2 separate regions of the Homo sapiens genome follow, and region 2 is linked to region 1. Evidence: chromatin contacts called from ENCODE Hi-C or POLR2A ChIA-PET data. All regions are on one chromosome and are shown on one strand. The core of a region is the stretch at or near the end of the contact, and the rest is flanking DNA. Distances in the headings are between cores, read along the strand shown.

Evidence for each region. Hi-C counts contacts between places; a loop is a spot of excess contacts on that map. ChIA-PET counts read pairs that join two places held with the same protein, here RNA polymerase II (POLR2A). Pooled maps may share reads with other maps.
Region 2: a loop to region 1 is called in a map of CD4-positive, alpha-beta memory T cell, with 14 times the contacts of the local background. The contact joins the promoter of SRRM3 here to the enhancer-like site in region 1. A Hi-C loop is called at or near these places in 6 of 168 maps with a recorded cell type or tissue (CD4-positive, alpha-beta memory T cell, breast epithelium, chondrocyte and 3 more), 5 of 37 single-sample maps with no recorded cell type and 12 of 50 pooled maps. POLR2A ChIA-PET finds 5 or more read pairs at or near these places in 11 of 52 experiments (A673, BJ, HEK293 and 6 more).

Annotation. Positions count from the first base shown.
Region 1 is chr7:76,165,610-76,171,769 of GRCh38, forward strand. No RefSeq gene overlaps it. Among named protein-coding and RNA genes, the nearest start is that of SRRM3, 33 kb to the right of the region's middle. Within about 2 kb of position 1,747, at least 2 of the 41 ENCODE cell types and tissues checked have a DNase peak (open chromatin) inside an H3K27ac peak, as active enhancers do; they include dorsolateral prefrontal cortex, where a contact is called at or near this core.
Region 2 is chr7:76,200,646-76,206,371 of GRCh38, forward strand. SRRM3 (serine/arginine repetitive matrix 3) reads left to right here and starts at 1,251. Exons shown (of 15, transcript NM_001110199.3): 1 at 1,251-1,422. RefSeq lists a silencer at 1,098-1,337.

The DNA.
Region 1 (6,160 bases), core at 497-2,996:
GCTTCTTGCCATTTTACTCTGATCCCCTCCAGGTGAGCCTGCCCACTTTGGGCCCAGGGTTGCCGCTGGGGCCTGTACCCAAAAGCAGCCCCCCGTGGCCATGGCCCCAGGAGTGGGGCAGAGCAGGGAGGAGTCCTGGACCGAGGAGACGCAGGGGCAGGAAGGAATGGGCCTCAAACTCCAGGAGGGGGCCCTTCTCATGGGTCCTGCTTTCTGGCCTCTCCTCTCTTACCCCTGGGCTGATCACCCTGGGAAGAACTAAGCCAAGGTTTCTCACCCTCAGGTCCGAGGGGTTCAATTAACGGGCCCTTAGGGAGGTGCGAGCCTCCTGAAACGATGCAAGGTGCCTGGCCTAATTTTTATATTTTTAGTAGAGATGGGGTTTCACCATATTGGCCAGGCTGGTCTCGAGTTCCTGACTTCAAGTGATCGGAATGCCTCGGGCACACAAAATGTTGGAATTACAGGCGTGAGCCAACGCGCCCGGCCAGCCCTATTTATTTAAGCCTATACATTTTGCACTTGTTAAAAGTATTTGAACATACAATTACCATGTTTTCTTTAAGCGGTCCCTCCCTGTTGCACACTTGGATAGTTTATTTTTTTAGACAAGGTTTACTTCAGTCTCGCAGGATAGAGTGCTGTGATGGGATCATAGCTCATTGCAGCCTTGAACCTTGGGGTTCAAGTATCTGGGAAGCTGAGGAGGGACTACAGAGATGGAGTCGCGCCATGTTGCCCAGGCCGCTCTTTAACTCCTGGCCTGAAGGGATCCTTCCGCCTCGGCGGAGCCCGGACATAGTTTTCTAGTTTTGACCCACAGAAACACTGTGCTGGGTCGGAGTTTGTCAACTACCCTTCTCCAGCCAGCAACACACAGAACATGGCGGGGAAGTCACGGTCACCAGGCTCCAAACCGAGGAGAAAACAGCCCAGCTCCAGGCACTGTAGCGTCACTGTGACATCGCCGAAGGCCGGCGCTATTACGTCGCCGGAAGGCCCGCGCCTGTGACGTCAGCGGAGGCGCGCCCCTTCTGTAGAACCAATCGGAACTCGAGGCGCGGCGGCTGGGTATTCCAGGAGAGCGCATGCGCAGACGCGTGGCCACAGACTGCCGGTCAGTGTCAGTAGGCGGCGGGTTAGTGTCCGCAGGCTCCGACTCGGCCGCCGACACCAATAAGCTACAAGGACGAGCTTTACCACTGCCTGTACTACTGCTACCTGCGCGACTTCCCAGCCTGCGGCGTAGGGCGCAGCAAGGGCCTGACGCTGAGCGAGTAGGCGCTGCGCACCAAGCGGCTGTGGCCCGGAGGGCACTGTCGGGCAGAAGCTCCTCAGTGGCCACCACAAGCCCGCTAGCTCCGGCTACAGCCCTTGCCGCACACTCGCGTCACCTGAGCCTGTGTAGGTGCGCCCCCCCAACTCCTCCCCCAGCCAGGTCCCGGGGACACCGGCAGCGTCCCCCACCGCCCGGCGCCGCTCATTCTGGGCAGGATCGGCCCCGTCTGAGGCTACACCGCATTAGGGAGCTGCACCCCTCGGCTTGACCTCTCATGGCCTTTGCAACAACATCAAAGCCTTTGGAACTTTGTAGGGGGTACGAGGGGCTAGGAAACCAAGAAAACATCTCTTTAAAAATATAAGCGATCGGGCCGGGCACGGTGGCTCACGCCTTTAATCCCAGCACTTTGGGAGGCCGAGACAGGTGGATCACGAGGTCGGAAATTCAAGACCATCCTGGCCAGCATGGTGAATGCCGTCTATACTAAAAATAAAAAATTAGCCGGGCGTGGTGGCGGGCACATGTAATACCAGCTATTCGGGAGGCTGAGGCAGAGGCAGAGAATTGCTTGAACCCGGGGGGCGGCGGCTGCAGTGAGCCGAGATCGCGCCACTGCACTCCAGCCTGGGCGACAGACCGAGACTCCAACTAAAAAAAAAAAAATATATATATATATATATATATATATATATATATATTTGGAGCCCGGGAGGTTGAGGTTACCGTGAGCTGAGATTACGCCACTGCACTTCAGCCTGGGTGACAGAGGGAGACCATGTCTCTAAAAAAAATTACATGTGAGTGAGAGCTTTTCTTCCAGTGCTCATGCTCAGACTGAAGAAAGTAATTGGGCCGGCCTGGTAACTCACGCCCTTAATCCTAGCACTTTGGGAGGCCGAGGTGGGCAGATCCCTTGAGCTCAGGCGTTCCAGACTAGCTTGAGCAACATGGTGAAATTCGGTCTCTACAAAAATACAAAAAATTAGCTGGGCGTCGTGGTGGGCGCCTGTAGTCCCAGCTACTCAGGAGGCTGAGGCAGGAGAATGGTGTGAACCCGGGAGGCAGAGCTTGCAGTGAGCCGAGATCGCGCCATTGCACTCCAGCCTGGGCGACAGAGTGAGACTCCATCTCAAAAAAAAGAAAATGGAAACTTTTGCCAGTGATTCCCTTCCTTCAAACTAATGATAAGGAAATGACGCTGTTCTGTTTTGTTTTCTTTTTGCATGTTTTTTTTTCTTTTTTGAGAGAGGGTCTTGCTCTGTTGCCCAGGCTGGAGTGAGGTGGCGCAATCATGGCTCACTGCAGCCTCGACCTCCCAGACTCAAGCAATCCTTTCCCCAGCCTCCCAAGTAGCTGAGACTGCAGGTGTTTACTACCACAGTTGGCTAATTTTTGTATTTTTTGTAGAGACAGGGTTTCACCATGTTGCCCAGGGTGGTCTCAAACTCCTGGGCTCAGCTATCCTCTACCCTCGGCCTCCCAAAGTGCTGGGATTACAGGCGTGAGCCACTGTACCTGGCTGATGCTGTTCTTTTCAAATGCATATTTACTTTTTTTTTTTTTTTTTTTTTTTTTGAGATGGAGTCTCACTCTGTCTCCCCAGCTGGAGTGCAGTGGTGCAATCTTGGCTCACTGCAGCCTGGTCTTGAACTCCTGACCTCAGATGATCCACATGCCTTGGCATCCCAAATTGCTGGGATTACAGGTGTGATCCACCACACGTGACGATTTTGCTCATTTTAGATACTAGAACTTGTTAATTAAAAAAATATATATATTTTTTGAGCTGGAGTGCAGTGGCATGATCTCGGCTCACTGCCACCTCCGCCTCCTGGGTTCAAGTGATTCTCCTGCCTCAGCCTCTCGAGTAGCTGGGACTACAGGCACATGCCACCATGCCCAGCTAATTTTTGTATTTTTAGTAGAGACAGGGTTTCGCCATGTTGGCCAGGATGGTCTTGATCTCTTGACCTCATGATCCACCTGCCTCGGCCTCCCAAAATGCATGAGCCACTGCGCCCAGCCAAAAAAAAATTTTTTTTTGAGGCAAAATCTCACTCTGTCATGCAGGCTGGAGTACAGTGGCACAGTCACAGCTCACTGCAGCCTCGACTTCCTTGACTCAGGTGATTCTCCCACCATAGTCTCCAAGTATCTGGGACTACAGGTACACGCCAGCACACCTGGCTAATTTTTGTTTGTTTGTTTGTTTTTTGAGATAGAGTCTCACTCTGTTGCCCAGGCTAGAGTGCAGTGGCGTGACCTCGGCTCACTGCAAGCTCTGCCTCCTGGGTTCATGCCATTCTCCTGCCTCCACCTCCTGAGTAGCTGGGACTACAGGTGCCTGTCACCACGTCTGGCTAAATTTTTTGTATTTTTAATAGAGACAGGGTTTCACCGTATTAGCCAGGATGGTCTTGATCTCCTGACCTCATGATCTGCCCGCCTCAGCCTCCCAAAGTCCTGGGATTACAGGCATGAGCCACCGCGTCCAGCCCACACCCAGCTAATTTTTTTTTTTGTATTTTGTAGAGAAGGTGTTTTGCCATATTGCCCAGGCTGGTCTCAAACTCCTGGGCTTCAAGCGATCTTCCAGCCTCAGCCTCCTGAAGTGCTAGGATTACAGGCATGAGTCACTGCTCCCAGCCTTTTTAATTCAATTTAAATTATAAATGTGATCGCTATAGAAAATATGTGTATTATTTATCTGCTGCTATGTAACAAATTACTCCAGACCTAGTGGCTTAAAATAAATACTTAGGGCCAGGCACAGTGGCTCATGCCTGTAATCCCAATACTTTGGGAGGCCGAGGTGGGCAGATGGCTTGAGTCCAGCAGTTTAAGATCAGCCTGGGCAACATAGTAAGACTCCATCCCTACAGAAAATGCAAACATTAGCCAGGCGTGGTGGTGCACACCTGTGGTCCCAGCTACTCAGGAGGCTGATGGGGGAGAATCACTTGAGCCCGGGAGGAAGAGGTTACAGTGAGCCAAGATCACAACACCGCACTCCAGCCTGGGTGACAGAGTGAGACTCTGTCTCAAAAATAAATAAATAAATAAATAAATAAATAAATAAATAAAATACTTACTTAGGATCTCCATTTCTGTGGGTCAGGAATTCAGGAGTGGCATAGCTGGGTCATTTGGGCTCAGGGTGTCTCATGACATTGCACTCAAGCTGTCCACTGAGACTGCAGTCACCTAAAGCCTGTTTCCAAGATGGCTCCCTCATGTGACTGCTGACAGGAGGCCTCAGTTCCTGTTACATGAGCCTCTCTACAGGCTGCTTAGGTGTCATGGTGTGACAGCTGGCTTTCCCAAGTGAGTAATCAAAGAGTGAGCAAGGAGGAAGCCACAGTACCTTTTATGATGTAGTTTGCAAAGTTGCAAGCCATCACTTTTGCTTTTTCCTATCTGTCAGAAGGGAATCACGTAACCCAGCTCACATTCAAGGGGATAGGGACTGGGCTCTGCCGTTGAAGAGGGTATCAGAGAATTTGGGCACATATTTTAAATGACCATACTATGTTTAATTATTGCAAGTACGGTCACTGTAGAAAAATTGGAAAATAGGGACAAGCAAAAAAAAAAGTCACTTGTAATTCCATGAATCAATGGATAACATTACTAGTTGGGTGTATATAATTCCAATATTCAAAATATATATTTTCTCAAAATATAAACACACTATATATACTGTCGTGTAATCTGCTCTTTCACCTAATGTATTGACTATATTATAAAAAATACCTTTCATTTTCATGTCAAATATTCTTTCCTTTTTTTTTTTTTGAGACGGAGCTTCATTCTTGTCACCCAGGCTAGAGTGCACTGGTGCGATCTCTGCTCACTGCAACCTCTGCCTCACGAGTTGAAGCGATTCTGCTGCCTCAGCCTCCCTAGTAGCTGGGATTACAAGCATGAGCCACCATGTCGAGCTAATTTTTTTTTTTTTTTGAGACGGAGTCACTCTGTCACCCAGGCTGGAGTGCAGAGGTGCAATCTCGGCTCACTGCAAGCTCTGCCTCCTGGGTTCATGCCATTCTCCTGCCTCAGCCTCCCGAGTAACTGGGACTACAGGTGCCCGCCACTACACCTGGCTAATTTTTTGTATTTTTTAGTAAAGACAGGGTTTCACCGTGTTAGCCAGGATGGTCTTGATCTCCTGACCTCATGATCCACCCGCCTCGGCCTCCCAAAGTGCTGGGATTACAGGTGTGAGCCACCAAGCCCGGCCGAGCTAATTTTTTTTGTATTTTTAGTAGAGACAGGGTTTCACCATGTTACTAGGCTAGTCTCAGACTCTTGACCTCAAGTGATCACCCACCTTGGCCTCCTGAAGTGCTGGAATTACAGGCGTGAGCCAACGCTCCCGGCCTAAATGTTTTTTCTTTATTTATTTGAAGAAGTTCTTTATATGTGAAGCTCATTAACCTTTTACCTGCCACGTGGAGTGTGTCATTTGTCTTGTTTTTGATTTTAAAAAACTATTCATTCCTAGATGGGCATTACCCTTATTAAACAACGAATAGAATATGTGATATCCAATGATACATTTAAGACAAGACAACCAATATCTTGATGTACATAAAGACAAACTTCAGAAGACAAATATTAAATGTTTTAACATACATTTGAATAAACTTTACTTACAAATTATTTAACTGGAAAAGGAATTTGTGTTCAAAAAATGTTTTCACTGATGGAAAAATAAATCTAACAAAACCAATATGTGAAAACATTGATTTACAAAGCCAAAATATATTATATCTTAGTTTCATTTCCTATATACCCTCAATGAGGTCTCCTCTTTTTTTTTTTTTTTAACGGAGACAGAGGTCTCACTATGTTGTCCAGGATGGTCTTGAACTCCTG
Region 2 (5,726 bases), core at 1-2,500, 35 kb after region 1:
TGTTGTTTTTGTTTTTTTGTTTTGTTTTTGTTTTTGAGACAAATTGAGGCTCTGTCACCTAGGATGGAGTGCAATGGAGCAATCTTGGTTCACTGCAACCTTCGCTTCTCAGGCTCAAGCCTTCCTCCCACTTCAGCCTCCCAAGTAGCTGGGACCACAGGTGCATGCATGCCACCACATCTGGCAAATTTTTGTATTTTTCATAGAGACAGGGTTTCCTCATGTTGGCCTGGCTGGTCTCAAACTCCTGAGCTCAGTGATTTCCCACCTCAGCCTCCTAAAATGTTAGGATTACAGATGTGAGCCACTGCATCCAGCCAAAATTTTAAAATTTAAAAAAATAATTTAAAATCTCCTGTCTCCATTAGGATGTCTCTCACACTACACCCTCCTTTTTTTTTTTTTAAATTTTTGAGATGGTGTCAAAAAATGACAGCCTCTGTCATTCAGGCTGGAGTGCAGTGGCGCCACCATAGGTCACTGCAGCCTCAAATTCCTGGGCTCCAGCGATCCTCCCACCTCACCTCCCTGGTGCCTTTTATTTTATTTTATTTTATTTTATTTTTGACCCTAAGTCTTGCTCTTGTCGCCCAGTCTGGAGTGCAATGGTGCGATCTTGGCTCACTGCAACTCCGCCTCCCAGATTCAAGCGATTCTCCTGCCTCAGCCTCCCAAGTAGCTGAGTAGTTGGGATTACAGGTGCCTGCGACCACGCCTGGCTAATTTTTGTATTTTTAGTAGAGACTGGGTTTCACCATGTTGGCCAGGCTGGTCTCGAATTCCTGGCCTCAAGTGATCCTCCCGCCTCAGTCTCCCAAAGTGCTGGGATTATAGGCGTGAGCCACCGCGCCCAGCCCCTGGTGCCTTCTTTAACACTGGGTGGGAAGAGAGTGTCCTGGCGAGGCCTCTGCACACCGACTGCATTTCCCAGATCCAAACTAATAACCTCCCTTGCCCCAGGCGCCTTCCAGGGCTGACATGCCTCCTCTCGCAAGTGGGGGAAACAGATGTCCCCGGGGGCTGGGGATAGGGGCGGGGGTGTGGGGAGGTGAGGGGCGAGGGGAAGGGGGGGAGGGGGGCGAAGGGGGCGGGGAGGAGGGGGAGCCGGCCGGGAGACGGCCCGGCCCAGCCGCCCGGGCTGTTGCCTCCGCTGCGGGCGTTCCTCCAGGCCTGCGGAGGGCGCTGCGGGCGCGGGGCTGGGCCGCTCTGGCTGGCGGGCGAGCAGAGAGGCGCCTCGGTGGCGGTGCGCTGTCCAGCATTTCAGCAAGCGGCGGCAGCACCCGCGGGGAGGCAGAGGGTGCGGGGCCGTGGGGGCCGCGGAGCTGCCCTGCCCAACTCAGCCCAGACTAGGCGGCAGCCCGGACCGGCGGGACCCGAGGGCCTGGCCCCAGCGCCCGGTAGATCGCGGCGGTCAGCGGTGAGGTGAGAGCGCCTGTGGGGCGGGGGCATATCCCCGAGGGGCTGGGGCTGGGTGGAAGCTCGGGCCTCCCCAGCACCCCCGTGGTCTGCAGGCTCCCCCGAGCAGAGGGGCAGTGTGGGAGGTCGGCGAGGGCGTCTGTCCGGGGGTGCCAGGCGCCCGGGGAGCAGAGATGAGGAACATTCATTTCACTGAGAGGGATGGAGACAGTGGAGACCTTTGGGGTCATGGGCAGGACTCCCCTGGGCATAAATGACCATGGCCTAGTCCATGAGGGTGCCAGGGAGGCCCCCCAACCGCAGTCCCACTGAGGAGAAGGACCTGCTCCCCAGGGAAGGGAGGACCGATGCAGTAACCCTGTGGAGATGCTGGTCACTGGCCCTGGTGAAGGGAGCAGGCCCCCACCTGGATGCTGGGCCTCTGTCCAGCAGGAGGTGCCGGCCCAGGGGACAGCCTGGCCCCTTTCCCGGCTACCCAAATGCCCCTAGGGAGGCAGGAGCTGGCAAGGAGAACTGGGTCTCACAGGATGGCATTTACTCTTGCACTGGGAAGAGGATGGAGGACACAGAAGAGAAAATAGCTACTAGGAATTTGGGAGGGGGTTCTCTGTGCACACCCCCCACCCCAACCACGGACGCCCAGAGAGAGTTTCTAGCCCAGAGTTAGACCTGCGCCAGAGTGAATTCCTGGTAAAGAAGAGAGCTGAGAAAAGACGCAGCCTCTGCCTTGCCTCCGCCTCCCCCTCCCTCCCAGGGCTCCTGCCTGGACAGTGTTGAAGCCTCCTGCAGTTCCTACTCCTGACAGCAGATCCATTGTGGGGAGAGATTTAGTGGGAGGAAGGGAAGGTTGTACCAAGGTCTGACGTGGTACTTCAATGCCTGTGCCCTATCCCAGCCATAACTTCTCGCTGTCCTAAGACCTCACTCACCCTAGCATCGGGGGCTTGAGCTGGTCTTTTGTCCCATGGCAAGAGAAAAGGCAGGTGCTGGGCTTTGACGGAGAGACGTGCACAAGTTCCTCTGTCCAGGGAGCATCTTAAGGTCATGGCCCCAGTTTGTGCCAGCTTCTTCCTCAGTCAAAAATAGGACCCAGCTGGCTAGGAAATTGTTCCCACACAGCAGTAGCTTTCTGGTTCCTTAACTTTATGCCCCATCCCACTCTCCTGTGGGGTGGAGGAGGTATTCTTGAAGACTGACTAAAGAGTCAACTGGGTTTTAAGAGGTAGGGGTATGTGGGTTGGGAGTCATGGACTCTGATGTCAGAAAGACATGGGATCAAATCTAGGTTATGTGACCTCAGGTAAGCCATTGACCTTTCTGAGTCTGTTTTCAATCTGTAAAACAGGTGTAGTGTTAGCAATGTCTACTTTGCTGTTGAAAGAAATAATCTGGATAAGGAGATGGGAGACTACTTTTACGGTATAAAATGCTGGGTGAGTGTTAGTAAATAGGAGACAAGTAAGAATTTCTTAAAGAAGAGCTGGATAAATGTGGAATAGTGTTCAGTGATATTTGAAGCACATTTTTCTGTTCCCAGAGGAGATGAACAGTGGTTGAGAGCCTCATGCCCAGCTCCATGCTGGGCACAATGCAACGGTTGACTCAGCTAATCCTCACAGAAGCTTCATGAGGAAGGCATCATTGTCCCTATTTCATAGCTGAGAAATGAAGCTTGAGTGACTTTCCCAAGGTCATGAAGCCACTCGCGCTGTCCTCCTGGAGGCAGGAGAGTTACTGATGACCTGTCCCATCCTCTGAGTATCAAGGCCCAGTTCAATGCCAGTGTCTTGATTTATGATGCCAGCTTTACAGGTGGGGAGCCTGAGGCAGGTGGGTGAGGGCATACAGTGCAGTAAGGAGGTGACTCCCACAAGGTCACTGGGATACTTAGAGGTAGAATGTGCCTTGAACCGGCCAGCGGGGTGCCTCTACCCCGTCACACCTGCCAAAGGGGGGGTCTGGGTCTGACAGTCCCATCTGCTCACTGCTGCACCCGTTCTGCACCTCCTCTGCCTCCCAACCTCTTGCTGACCTCTGCCAGCCAGTGACTGCTCCTTCCTTTCTTAGTGGTTCACCCTCACCTCCTGAGATGGTCCATGGCCAGGAGCAGCTACTAGCGCTGCTGGGGTCAGCCTCCCTTCCTGACTTTTCTCCCTCCTCTGCCCATATTTTATTGTCCCCCAGGGACAAAATCATAGCTCTTCCTGTCTCAGAAGCCTTCCAGGGGCACCAATGGGGAGGTTAGAGAAGCCCAGCCCCTCTTTCTTCACTCCTACACATACACTGAGCCTCTGCCCATGGTCCTGTAACTTCGTATACATGATCTCATCTCATCCTCACATAACCTGGACCCAAAGGTGCTGCTGTCTCCCTTTCACATAGGAGAAAAACAAGGCCTGAAGGTGTGATGGGACTTTCCCAAAGTCACAGAGCAAGGTCTTGGTGCAACCCAACCCCACTGCCTCAGGACCCCAGGATGACTTCCACAACACCACTCTGCCCCCGATTCTCCAGGCTCCCCAGGGCGAGAATCAATCCAGGCACTGTAGGCCAGTGAGTGTTGGAGAGGTGGGTGGCACATGGTGAAGGCAACTGAAGGACTCTTGAACATGAGTCCAAGGACCTTCTTTCTGGCCCTATCTCTGATCCTGGCTCCCTGTATGACCTTGAAGGGGTCCCTTCCCACCTCTTGGCCTCAGTGTCCCCAACCCTAAAATGATGGGGTTTAATGCCAGGTGCAGTGGCTCACACTTGTAATCCTAACACTTTGGGAGGCCAAGGCAGGAGGATCCCTTGAGGCCTGGAGTTCAAGACCAGCCTGGGCAACATAGTGAGACCCCATCTCTACAAAAAATTATAAAAAGAAAGCTATTCTCCTCTGAACATCGCTTCTCCCAGCTCCTTTCTCCTCACTCAGCCTCCTGCCCCTCAGTGAGTTCCCCCTCTTGATCCCCTCTCTCCTCATTGAACCCTCCCCCATCTCTGATCCGCTCCCCTCCGCAACTCCTTCACTGAGCCAAGGTGTTGGAACTGAGAAGGAAATTCACCTCCATTTCTTGCAGTCCCTCCCATTCAGCCTAGACTCATTTCCACACTGACCCAGCGCCTCTGCAGGGCTTGCCTCCTTTCTCTCTCTCTCTCTCTCTCTTTTGTTTTGTTTTCTTTTGAGACAGAGTCTCTCTCTGTCACCCAGGCTGGAGTGCAGTGGTGCAATCTCAGCTCACTGCAACCTCTGCCTCCTGGGTTCAAATGATTCTCCTGCCTCAGCCTCCCAAGTAGCTGGGACTACAGGCATGTGCCACCACACCTGGCTAATTTTTATATTTTTAGTAGAGATGGGGTTTTGTGATGTTGGCCAAGCTGCTCTCAATCTCCTGACCTCAGGTGATCCGCCTGCCTCAGCCTCCCCAAGTGTTAGGATTACAGGCGTAAGCCACCACGCCCAGCCATGCCTCCTCTCTTTACAACACCAGCTGCAAACTCTCCTATTTTCCCCAAAATTCCATGAATAAGCCTCAATCACCTCACCTCTGTTGCTTCCCTAGTCCCATGCCTGTGGTCCTTGGGGGCCTCCTGGGCTCTGGTGAACAACCCTGAGAGGGTGTGGAAGGCATCTTCAGTGTCCCTGCAGCTCACCTCAAATTCTGGGCCAGAAAGGACTCTAACCTTGGTTCAGCCAAAGAGTCCTGGGATCTGTAGATGGGCCACTGGGCCTGTCTAAGCCCTATTTTCCCCCTTTAATTAAGACCCAAGTCTGTAAGTGACTTGGGACAGGTGAATTTGAAATCTCAGCTCCAATAAATCAAAGCTTGAAACACTGGAGGTGACTTCAACCTCTAATGATGGAACTGCAGGCTTCCTGACATACAGATTTATAGGACAGAGATATGTTTAAATCTTGGGACTGACAGGGCCTTCGTGGGTGGGGGGTCATCTGGTCAAAACCCATTTTTTAAATTTTTTTGAGAGAGGGGCTCAATCTGTTGCTCAGGCTGGAGTGCAGTGGCACAATCACGGCTCACTGCAGCCTTGACCTCCTGGAATCTAGTGATCCTCCCGCCTCAGCCTCCCGAATAGCTAGGACTGCAGGCATGTACCACCACACCAAGCAATTATTATTATTTCTTTTAGAGATGGGGTCTCACTATGTTGCTTCAGCTTCCAAAAGTGCTAGAATGTGGCGTGAGCCACCACATCCATGCAAGAACAGCTTTTGATGAATGGAGAAGAGTCGGATGAGGGGAAGGGAAGGGAAGGTGTTTGGGGGGCAGAGTGAGGGAGAGTGGGTTCAGAGAGGAGAAAGGGATTGG